Regions from separate parts of the Homo sapiens genome. Here region 2 is linked to region 1. A link is a contact called in ENCODE Hi-C data. All regions are on one chromosome and are shown on one strand. The core of a region is the stretch at or near the end of the contact, and the rest is flanking DNA. Distances in the headings are between cores, read along the strand shown.

Region 1 (5,238 bases), core at 925-3,424:
TGGTTAAAATGAGATTAAGGTTTATTGAGAAACTACCTATTTTTTTCATTTGTATTGTGCTTTGCTATATCCCTGCAACTTTTATATCAGATGCAGATTATATTGTGACAGTTATCACTTAAAAAATACTTTTAGTTCCATTTCCCATAACATCAGAAATTAATCCCCAAATAGCTAGATCTATCATTCCTTTCACAGAAATAGGTTTAATGCAGAAATTTCCCGTTACTTATTGTAAAGAGCTTTTGGTAAGTGTTGGAGTATGCCTTTGTAATCCCAGGTTTCTTAGAGCAGCAGTCCCCAACCTTTTTGGCATCAGGGATTGGTTTCATGGAAGACAGTTTTTCCATGAACTGGTGCGGGGGTGGGGCTGGGGAAGTTTGGAATGATTCAAGCACATTACATTTATTGTGCACTCTATTTCTATTATTATTACATTAAAATATATAATGAAATAGTTATACAACTCACCATAATGTAGAATCAGTGGGAGCCCTGAGCTTGTTTTCCTGCAACTCAACTGTCCCATCTGGGGGTGATGGGAGACAGGGCAGATCATCAGGCATTAGATTCTCATAACGAACGCTCAACCTAGATCCCTTGCATGCACAGTTCACAGTAGGGTTCATGGCCCTGTGAGAAATCTAATGCTGCTGACAGGAGCCAGAGCTCAGGTGGTAATGCGAGCAGTGAGGGAGCGGCTGTAAATACAGATGAAGCTTTGCTTGCTCGCCTGCCACTCACCTCCTGCTGTGTGGCCAGGTTCCTAAAAGGCCATGGACTGATATTGATCTGTGGCTCAGTGGTTGGGGACCCCTGGTATCTTAGAGGATCTGTTTTTACTCAGAGAAGAACCTGTAGTAAGTTACCTTGTATAAATTTTTTATTTGGTGAAATTGGATATTTTTAAATTATCACTGTGGCATATATTCTTTATTAATTGTTAAAGTTAATACTGCTGAGCTGATTAATTCCAGATCATTGGAATACAGTGTTACAGCACCTGGATATAGTCACTTGCATGTTTTCTGAAATGCTTACGGTTAGCATGTTGAAACATGAACAGATCATTTCTGTCCTGCAAATTCTAATTTCTTTATCCAACTTCCACTCTTGTTTATGGCAATACCTTTATCCTAGTTAGTCAGGCTTCTTGATACTCTCTTTTCTTCCATTAGAATGTGCTAACTAGCACTATATACCTAGTACTATGAACAAGTGCTAGATATCACATTCTACTGGAAGTGTCTAATACTGAATAATAAGTGTTTGAATGAATTAAGGAGAATTATGTGGTAATAATTATGTGTACATCTTGAGATTCTTTCCACTGGTTTGGATACTTACTTGGTTGTCAACAGTTTGTCTGGCATGCCTAAGATTACTCTAAAATACAATGGTTTACTTGTTTTAAAAACTATATTGAGGAGCTTTGGGTAACATAGTGGGGTAATAAGCCCCTGTGGAATGGCTGTCCCACACCAACAAACTGAAATGTGGAATATAATAAAAGTTTTTTCCAATACGTGTCTAAGCTTTAAGGAAAGAAAGGTTAACCTCCAGATAATAAGCAGAGATAACTCAAAGCCAAAACAGGAACTTATACTCTGGGATTTTAGACCACATATTGGTTGAGGAGTTGATGCTAGTTTTAATGTCCATGCAAGGACAGAAAGCCTTAGAACTAGGTAGAGAGGGGAGCTAGAACTTAGCCTGTGTCAAAAAACTGAACTATCCGTGAAAAGAGAGACCTCAGTGCTCTAGCCAGTGAAAGCTGCAAGGAATTTTACCTGTGTGCAGAAGACTGTGGATAAGAGGGGAGACCTATGAAAAATAGAAATTCACATCAAATGCTACCAGTGTTCTTAATTATTCTGTAAACTAATCTTTTCTTTTTCTTTTTTTGGAGACAGGGTCTCACTCGGTTGCCCAGGACAGAGTGCAGCAGCACAATCATAGCTCACTGCAGCCTCAAACTCCTGGGCTCAGGGAATCCTTCCACCTCAGCCTCCCCACTACCTGGGACTATAGTTGCTCACCACCATACCTGTCTAATAAAAAAACAATTTTTTTTTTTTTAGTAGAGACAGTGTCTATTTTGTTGCCCAGGCTGCTCTCAAACTCCTGAGCTCATCCTGATTTGGCCTCATCCCGATTTGACCTCCCAAACTGCTGGGATTACAAGCATGAGCCACGGTGCCCAGCCTGTTTGGTATTCTTCCATCTCATATGTAGATGGCGCTATAACATAAATTTGTACCATCTACTTGGTACAGGAATCCCAAACCGAAGAACATACATGATAATTGATCAGGAACGGAAAGAAAACTCCCGGGGACATTTTCACAGTTCCTTGGTCAGTGTCCAGAGGCAAAACTGTTTCCAAAGAAGATGACCTCACAATTAAATTACAAATCACACCAATGAAGGTGAATAGACACAACCAGAAAATAGCACTGCAACAATTAAGGATATCATGGACAAGTCTGAAAGTGATTACAAACAATTATTTACATAATGATGTCAGTAAAGATATTTGTAAGTGTATATGAAGTGTATAAAGAGAAAAGAAGGAATTGAAGGAAAAAGACACCAAAGAAAAAAAAGACAGGCATAATTTAAAAGCTTCTGAAGAACTTCTAGAAATAAGAACATTAAAATTCAAACATAAATGGTCTAACGGTTAAACAGCAGACTGAATTGAATTGACAGGAATATTAACTACGAAGAAATGAGCAACAGAACACACAAAAAAGACAGAAAATATTTAAAGAGGATGACATAGTAGTGAGAAGACCCAGATAGATTTAATTATCTAAAAGGGGTTTCCCTGTAGTCCTAGCTACTCTGGAGGCTGAGGCAGAGAATCACTTGAGCCCAGGAGGTGGAGGTTGCAATGAGCCGAGATCGTGCCTCTGCACTCCAGCCTGGGTGACAGAGCGAGACTCCATCTCAAAAATAAAAATGAAAAAGTAGAGAGAATGAGAAAAAGAAAAATTTCAGAATTTAAGAATTCTGATTGAGAATGTATACAGATTCCTAAGCAAGTAGATTGAAAACATTCATATTCATTTCTGGAAGAATGGATAACTAGGACCATTGGCAGCATTTGGAGAGGCAGATTGGGAAGGAATGGGAATTAATTCCAAAATGCGTGCTTTTTGGACCTTTCGAGTTTCTACCTTTGTTCTCTATGTATATTTACATTGAAACAGATAAAACACCCATAGCTGAAAAATAAGATGGGAATGTATGAGTCAGAAAATTTGGATTAAGGCCAGGCGTGGTAGTTCACACCTGTAATCCCAGCACTTTGAGAGGCTGAGGCGGATGGATCACCTGAGGTCAGGATCACCTGAGGTCAGTTCGAAACCAGCCTGTCCAACATGGTGAAACCCCATCTCTACTAAAAATACGAAAAATTAGCTGGGCATGATGGCGGGCGCCTGTAATCCCAGCTACCCGGGAGGCTGAGGCAAGAGAATCGCTTGACCCCGGAAGTGGAGGTTGCAGTGAGCCGAGATTGTGCCACTGCACTCTAGCCTGGGTGACAGAGTGAGACTCCATCTCAAAAAAAGAAAAAGAAAAAAAATTTGGATTAAAAGTTGAGATAAATTTAGATGTATTTTTTTAAATAGACATGAAATTCAAATATCATACAATTAACATTTTAGAAAGTACAATTCAGTGGCACTTAGTACATTCACAATGTTTTGTAAGTACCACATCTATCAAGTTACTCAACATTTTAATCACCTCAGAACACTCTGTGCCCATTAAGCAGTTACTCTGCATTTCCCTTCCTCCAGCCAGGCAGCGTATTTTTTCTTTAATTGCACATTATCTAAGTTCTTTTTCTTTTTACAATTAAAAAGAAATTTTCAGTTTCTGAGCTTCAGAGGCTTATGCCAACAGGAGGGTTTATTAAGTAGAAAGAGCATTAGACTTGCAGTAGAAGTTGTGACTGCTCCCACCGCTGCCTCTGACCAACTGTGATTTTGGGCAAATAGCTAACCTTATTTGGGCTTCAGTTCCCCATGTGTATGTAAAACAAGTGGTTGGACTGCCTGATCTCTGGGACCAGCCATTCGTGGATGGGATTTTTTTATTGTAAAAAACATAACAAAATTTACCATCTTAACCATTTTTAAGTGTATAGTTCAGTAGTGTTAATACAAACACATTTCTGTGCAATTTCTAGAATGCTTTTCATGTCACAAACTCTATGCCCGTGGAACAATTTCCCATTTCTCCCAACCCTCAGCTCCTGACAACTACCAACTTTTTACCATCTCTATGGATTTATCTAATCAGGATATGTCCTATAAATAGACTCAAAGTATGTTATGGATCCTTGTGTTTGGCGTCTTTCACTTAGCATGGTGTTTTCGAGGATCATCGTGATTGCACGCATCAGTACTTCATCCCCTTTTATGACTGAATAACATTCCATTGCATGGAAATATCACAGTTTGTTTATTTATCCATTGATGAACATTTGGGCTGTATCCACCTTTTGGCTATTATGAGTACTGCTGCTATGAATATTTGTGCAGAAGTATTTTTTTGAGTACCTGTTTTCATTTCTTTTGGCTGTATACTAGGAATGGAATTGCTGAGTCATGTGGAAATCTTTGTTTAACTTTTTGAGGAGGCATCCTACCGGGAGTGACATGATACCTCATTATGGATTACATTTGCATTTCCCTAATGATTAATAATGTGGAACATCTTTTCATATGCTTATTGGCTATTTGTGTATCTTTGGAGAAATGTTTATTCAAGTTCTTTGCTCATTTTTTATTGGATTGCTTGTTTTTTTGTTGATTTATTAGAGTTCTTTATATATTTTAGAAATTAGACCCTTGTCCAGATCCATGATATGCAGATATTTTCTCCTATAGGTTGCCTTTTTTGCTCCTTGATAATGTTCTATGATGTACAGATTGAGTATAGTATCTCTTATCCGAAATGCTTGGGACCAGAAGGGCTTTGAATTTTTTCAGATATTGGAACTTTGAATTATACTTACCAGTTAAGCCTCCCAAATCTGAACTCCAAAATGTTCAAATGAGCATTTTTGTTGTGTGTCATGTTGGTGCTCAAGTTCAGATTTTCTATTGGAGCATTTTGGATCTTGGATTTTCTGATTTGGATGCTCAAGCCTGTGCCAAGTTTTAAATTTTGATAAAATCCAATGTATCTGCTTTGTCTTTTGATGGTTGGGCTTTTGGTGTC
Region 2 (5,485 bases), core at 1,847-4,346, 360 kb before region 1:
GTAGAATAAGACTTGGTCTGCATACAACAGACCATACCTATAGGTCACTAAACTCTTCCCTTCTGAATTCTCCACAATCCAGAATTTTCTGGTCCCTGTGCTAACCTTGGCCCATTTTAGAAAACTTTGGTCAACCTCTCTTACAATGCCTCTGTAATTTGGGAGAAGAAACTTTATGATTTGACCTGCTCTGCCTCTGATATTCTGGCCAAGCAAAGACCGGGCCCTTCTACCATTATTGCAGGTGTATGGTGGAAAATATTTTTCCTTTTGGGTGCAATTTGTACAATGTGACCCTGGGCTATTCTGGGTCAGGTGCTGTAGCTGAAGTGGGAGGGTGAAAGGACAGTGAAAACCATCAGAAGAACTGGTGAGTAGCCAGGCAAATTGACACTGACAATGAATGGACATTTGTGACAATATATTATGCCACCATGATACCTCAATCCACATACTTAGTTCTGGAGCTCAGCTATTTGGGAAATTTGGGTCTCAAAATTCAGATCTTCCCCTGCTGTGACATCACCAGGAGTCAAAAAGGGATGTGGAGAAAGCGGGGTCTGAATGTGAGGGATATCTCAGTGCCAAGGCGTCACCCACAGAAGAGAAGGGAACAGAAGAGGGAGAGAGGAGAGCCACAAGAATGTCCTGGCCTCTTTTCTCTTCGACTCCTGGCACCTCTCACCATAAGCTGGAAAAGTAATGATCTTCTCAAGTTATAAAAACAAAGTAGAAATAAGAGGAGGATAAAAAATCAAGAGGTACAGGGTGATCTCCTTCTTCTTCTTAATCTCTTTGGACCATAAATTTGGCCTTTAAACTGTCAGATTTCTTTTCCTGTGGACTATCTTTTTTCCTCAACTAAACAGCATGCTTCTTGTTTTAGATCTCTCCCAGTTCCTACATAATAGATGCTTCAAGCATTTGGTTGACCGAAGTGATTGCATGAGCTTTCTCAGTCTTGAGGAGAGAATTGTGGCAAGGCTGCCACCTGTTTCCATGACAAAGTGTTAAAAGTGACTCAACCTAAAATCCAGTTGGGTTGCCCTTAGTAAGAGAGGGACTCTATTTACAGGGCCCGGTCACTTCCCACTTGACTCAGCCGAGCTTGCACAGGCCGTGCACACACTGGCTGCTCCTATCTTGGACTTGTGGAAAGAAAGAAGAACATGAGAAGTACAGGAATCTGTGGCTTTGGAACTTCACAGAGACCTTTCCCAGGGGCTACAATTAGAGAATTGTCCTTTGGATTCACCCTTTTTGCTAAAGAACTGCAGTGAAAGTTCTGGAAGATGTTTGCTCAAAGTGCTACCCCCATCCTCAAACCTTCCTAAGTGCTAAGTGGACATTGTACCACCCACTGGAAATGCAGCTCCCATTTTTGAAGCCTTACAGTGAGGTTGGGAAAACAAGACTCACACACTCCAAGTAAGTTCCAACATATCAGATGGTGAGACAGATGGCAAGTTCTACTAAAGCTCCAGAAAGGAAGGAGTTGCTTAGGACTTGGCTGGTCCAAGAAAGCTTTATAGAATCTGAAATGGACCTTGGATAAAGGGTACAAGTTGACCAACTAGAAAAGAAAATGTGTTGGAGGGTAGTGAATAAACTCGTTTTAGCTGGAGCAGGTTTCATGTGGTCACATAAAGTTGGAAAAGGTTCTGGAAGGCCCTGAATTCTGGATTTACAGTGTGTATCTTAATCAATAAGCATTGGAAGCCATTAAATATTTTTGAGCAGGTGTGTGACTACATACGGGATTTTTTTTTTTTTTTTTTTTTTTTTGAGACAAGGTCTTGCTCTGTCACCCAGGCTGGAGTGCAGTGGCATGATTGTGGCTCACTACAACCTTACACTCCTCCCACCTCAGCCTCCCGAGTAAGTTAGGACTACAGGTGTGTGTCACCATGCCTGGCTTTTTATGAAGACCATCTGGTGGTAGTGGACAGGATGCGATGGGAAGCTTGGAGTTGGGGAGGCTAATTAGGAAAAGTCCTGTAGAAACTATTGAATATCCAACTGAGGTGAGAACAGAGAGAAGGGAAACATAGTTCTCAATTCTGTGAGAACCTCTGTCTTGGAACAGTACTTGTGTGATATTCATTTGATTTTAAAATGTCCAGGAACACTTTGATCCTTCACTTTTCCCATAGTCTCCTGACCATTTTTCCCAGAAGAGATAATGGAAAAGAAAACTGCAGTATAACTTGCTGAGTGACCTGGGGCAGTTATTCTGCCCCTTGATACTTTATCTAATTTAAATCAGATAATAATGCTTTACCTGCCTGAAGGCAGAGGACTGGAATACTGATTTTTTTTTTTTTGAGACAGGGTCTTGCTGTGTTGCCCAGGCTGGAGTGCACTGACGCAATCACGGCTCACTGCAGCCTTGACCTCCAGAGATCAAGAGATCCTCTTGCCTCAGCCTCTCAAAGTGCTGGGACGACAGCCGTGAGCCACTGTGCCTGGCTTATCTTGCTGATCTTTTCAACTCTAAGAGTGAATACTTTTCTTTTCTTTTTAAAATTCTTTTTCGGAACCCTCAAACACCTACTCTCTTCAAACAGCCATTCCAGCCCAGTCTGGGGAAAACTGCTTGCTGGGGTTCACCGTGGGGGCTGTACGACTTCCCCAGCGCCTCTCGGAGATGTGGTTCAGGCTGGGAAGAAAGGTCTTCAAATCTCAACTGGAAAACGAAGCTATGTCTGCGTTAAGCGTCCAGTGGCTCCCGTGATATTTCACGCCTACTGGTTTCGTCAAGCAGGGAGTCGGGTCGTTGCTGTTGGCGACGAAAGGCTCTGAGGCTAAAGCCTTGGGCGTCGCCCAAACCAGCCTCTACTTCGCTTCTGCCTAAAACCACACCGTTAGGCGCCTGGGTGGTGACTCGGTTTCCCTCGGTCACCCAGAGTCCGCATCATCACTCGCCCCCTCCTCATCCCACCCGTTCCCAGTCGGGGGAGGCACCAGGCACCAGTTCTCTGGCCCCACCTCTCGCTCCCCTAGGGAAGCCGAATGGCCTCTTCGCGTCCCTGGCTTCTCGGGGGCGGAGCCCACCTGTGCCCGGGGCGGGGGCGGGGGCGGGGCCGGGGGCGGGCCAGGTTCCGCGAGCAGGAGAGCCCAGAGCCCGGAGCCCGGTCCGGGGCTGGCGGGGGCGCGGGCGGAGGCAGGCGGGCGGGCGCCGGGGAAGCCTCCTTCTGGGCAGCGAGTGAGGGCGGGCGCGCAGGGAGGGAGGGCGGCAGCGAGCCTGCGACGGGAGAGGCGTGGGGAGGAGAGCCCGGCGCGGAACACACGCGCGGAGGAGGAGCCGGGCTCGGCTCCCGGAGAGACCTGCTGGGCGCCCGCGCAGCCCGGAGACCCCTCGCGCCCGGAGCATGAGCCCGAGCCCCGCCGGAGAGCGGCCGGGAGAGACGGCCTCGGCGCAGCCCTGAGACGCTGGGCCGGGACGCGGGGCGCCCTGGGCGCGGGGCCCGGCCGGGGGGCGGCGGCTCGGGGGGTTGGAGCCCGCGCTGGCGGCGGCCGCCTCGGCGCAGCGCCATGGGGAGCCCCCGGGCCGCGCGGCCCCCGCTGCTCCTGCGCCCGGTGAAGCTGCTGCGGAGGCGCTTCCGGCTGCTGCTGGCGCTCGCCGTGGTGTCTGTGGGGCTCTGGACTCTGTATCTGGAACTGGTGGCGTCGGCCCAGGTCGGCGGGAACCCCCTGAACCGGAGTAAGTAGCACCCAGGGGAGGCGAAGGGCGCGGGGGTGGGCGGCGGCGGCGGCTCCTGCGTTGGGGGGACCCGCCTCTCATCCCATCCTCAGACCCGATTTCCCACCCATTTCTCCCTCAGGTGCCCGGCGTCGCCCCGCGCGTACTCGGGGAGAGCTGCGGGCGGGGGAAGCCGCGGGGCCGAGCGCAGAATTCCCGAGCCCGGGCCTGCCCGCCGGCCACGTGGGTCCGGGGCACCCTGGGGGCTCCTCGCGTCTCCCCTCGGAGAGCGACCCGGAGAGAGGCTCCCCGCCCGTCCCGCCGAGACGCTGGCGGAGACCGGGCCCCTCCAGCCGCTCCGGGCTTGCGGTTCCCGGGGAGGAGGTCCGTGGGGTCCACGCGCGAGCTAGGGATTCGGGTGCGGGATGCCCTCGGCCGTCCACACCCAGGCGCGCGCTCCAGTCCGCGCAGCCCAAACTTTGCCCACCGCCTTCTGTTTGGCTCACTCCGTTTCCTCTCCTGCTGCATCTTCTAGGGGGGTTCTTTTTTACCATACCTCGGAGAGTCCCGTCTCTTCCCCGCTTCCCATACGTCGCTCCTCTCCCAGCCTCCGTCCTCGGCTCTTTGAATCTCCCACCTCCTCGCTGCGCCCTCTTTCTCCTGTTCGGGCCGCCCCTTCTGCCACTTTTCTGAACCCTGAGCAAATCTACCAAACTCCCCAGTTTAAGGAGATGATGGACAGCACAGTGGACCGGGCAGCAGGTAGATTCCTACTTCTGTTTTTAACTTAGCCAAAGCCACTTAATATTTCCGTGCCTCAGTTTCCTCCTAGGAAAACAGGAGAGCGTGGTCTCTTTGCCTTTTTACATCAATAGGTATGGCTGTGCGAGGTGGTTTTCAACGTACTGTGGATGGGCCTAACAAAGTAAAACTGACAGTGACAGGGGCCGTAAAAGATCCTGTAATAGTTGGGAAAAGAAATGGAGAAACTCCCGTTACTACCAGGTGCCCAACGCAAGCCCGGGGAGCCGAGGTTCAAAGTTCTGGCACGTGGCCTCCCATGCCTTCACTTTCCTCCCGCTTTGGGGAAACTCGGACAGAGTGGCTGAGCAAGCAGCTGAGAAGATACTCTGACTCTGACCTGTCGTCGTGTCAGCTTCTCTACCCAGAGTTGGGTGTGGTGCTGTGCCTTCTCTTGTGGCCAAAGAGAGAGAATTACTAGGGACAGTCGCTGAGCTGGTTCAGGTTGGAAATGTATATTTATGGCCTAACCTTTCTGTGGTGATGGAAATCATTCCGGCTGTGAGTTAGAGGAGACTGGCTCTGCCACTAACTAGCGGGGGAATCAAGGGAAAAACGACAGCTTCTCAGGTGAAAATGAGGCCTTTGGTCCAAATGATCTCCAAGGTGTCTTTCAGTCTGGATACGAAGACTGATCTGCACGCAAGCGTTTCCAGGGCCAGAGAGCTCAGCACATCACCAGGAAGCCATAGCTTCCACCCCGGGGCCACGACTCCAAGCAGCAGAGCCCCTTCCTCTGATGACCAAAATCTGCCGCCCATAGTGAATTCTTCCCTCCTCTGGGCCTTGTTCTTCCTTCTGAAAGACAGAGAGTGAATCTATTCTCCCCCGCCATGGCCACTCAGGCCCAAATGGATGAGCTCCTTTGGAGTGTGTGTGGGTGGGGGCCTGGGAGGCGACACCTCCTCCCAGTGTAGCCATCATTTTGTTTAGCCAGTGGGATCTTGTGCACAAATTAAAAACAGAGAGAAAGGCAGTTGCTTTGTGACCTTGGAATCAGTA

Evidence for each region. A loop is a pair of places that touch in the nucleus more often than their neighbours do. Pooled maps may share reads with other maps.
Region 2: a map of naive thymus-derived CD4-positive, alpha-beta T cell shows a loop between it and region 1 (4-fold over the local background). The contact joins the promoter of B4GALNT3 here to the enhancer-like site in region 1. A Hi-C loop is called at or near these places in 3 of 168 maps with a recorded cell type or tissue (CD4-positive, alpha-beta memory T cell, ascending aorta and naive thymus-derived CD4-positive, alpha-beta T cell), 3 of 37 single-sample maps with no recorded cell type and 7 of 50 pooled maps.

What each region holds. Positions count from the first base shown.
Region 1 is chr12:814,382-819,619 of GRCh38, forward strand. All of the region lies in intron 2 of WNK1 (WNK lysine deficient protein kinase 1), which reads left to right. Among named protein-coding and RNA genes, the nearest start is that of WNK1, 64 kb to the left of the region's middle. Within about 2 kb of position 2,175, at least 2 of the 41 ENCODE cell types and tissues checked have a DNase peak (open chromatin) inside an H3K27ac peak, as active enhancers do.
Region 2 is chr12:456,843-462,327 of GRCh38, forward strand. B4GALNT3 (beta-1,4-N-acetyl-galactosaminyltransferase 3) reads left to right here and starts at 3,097. Exons shown (of 20, transcript NM_173593.4): 1 at 3,097-3,703. The coding sequence starts at 3,535. RefSeq lists an enhancer at 2,265-3,248.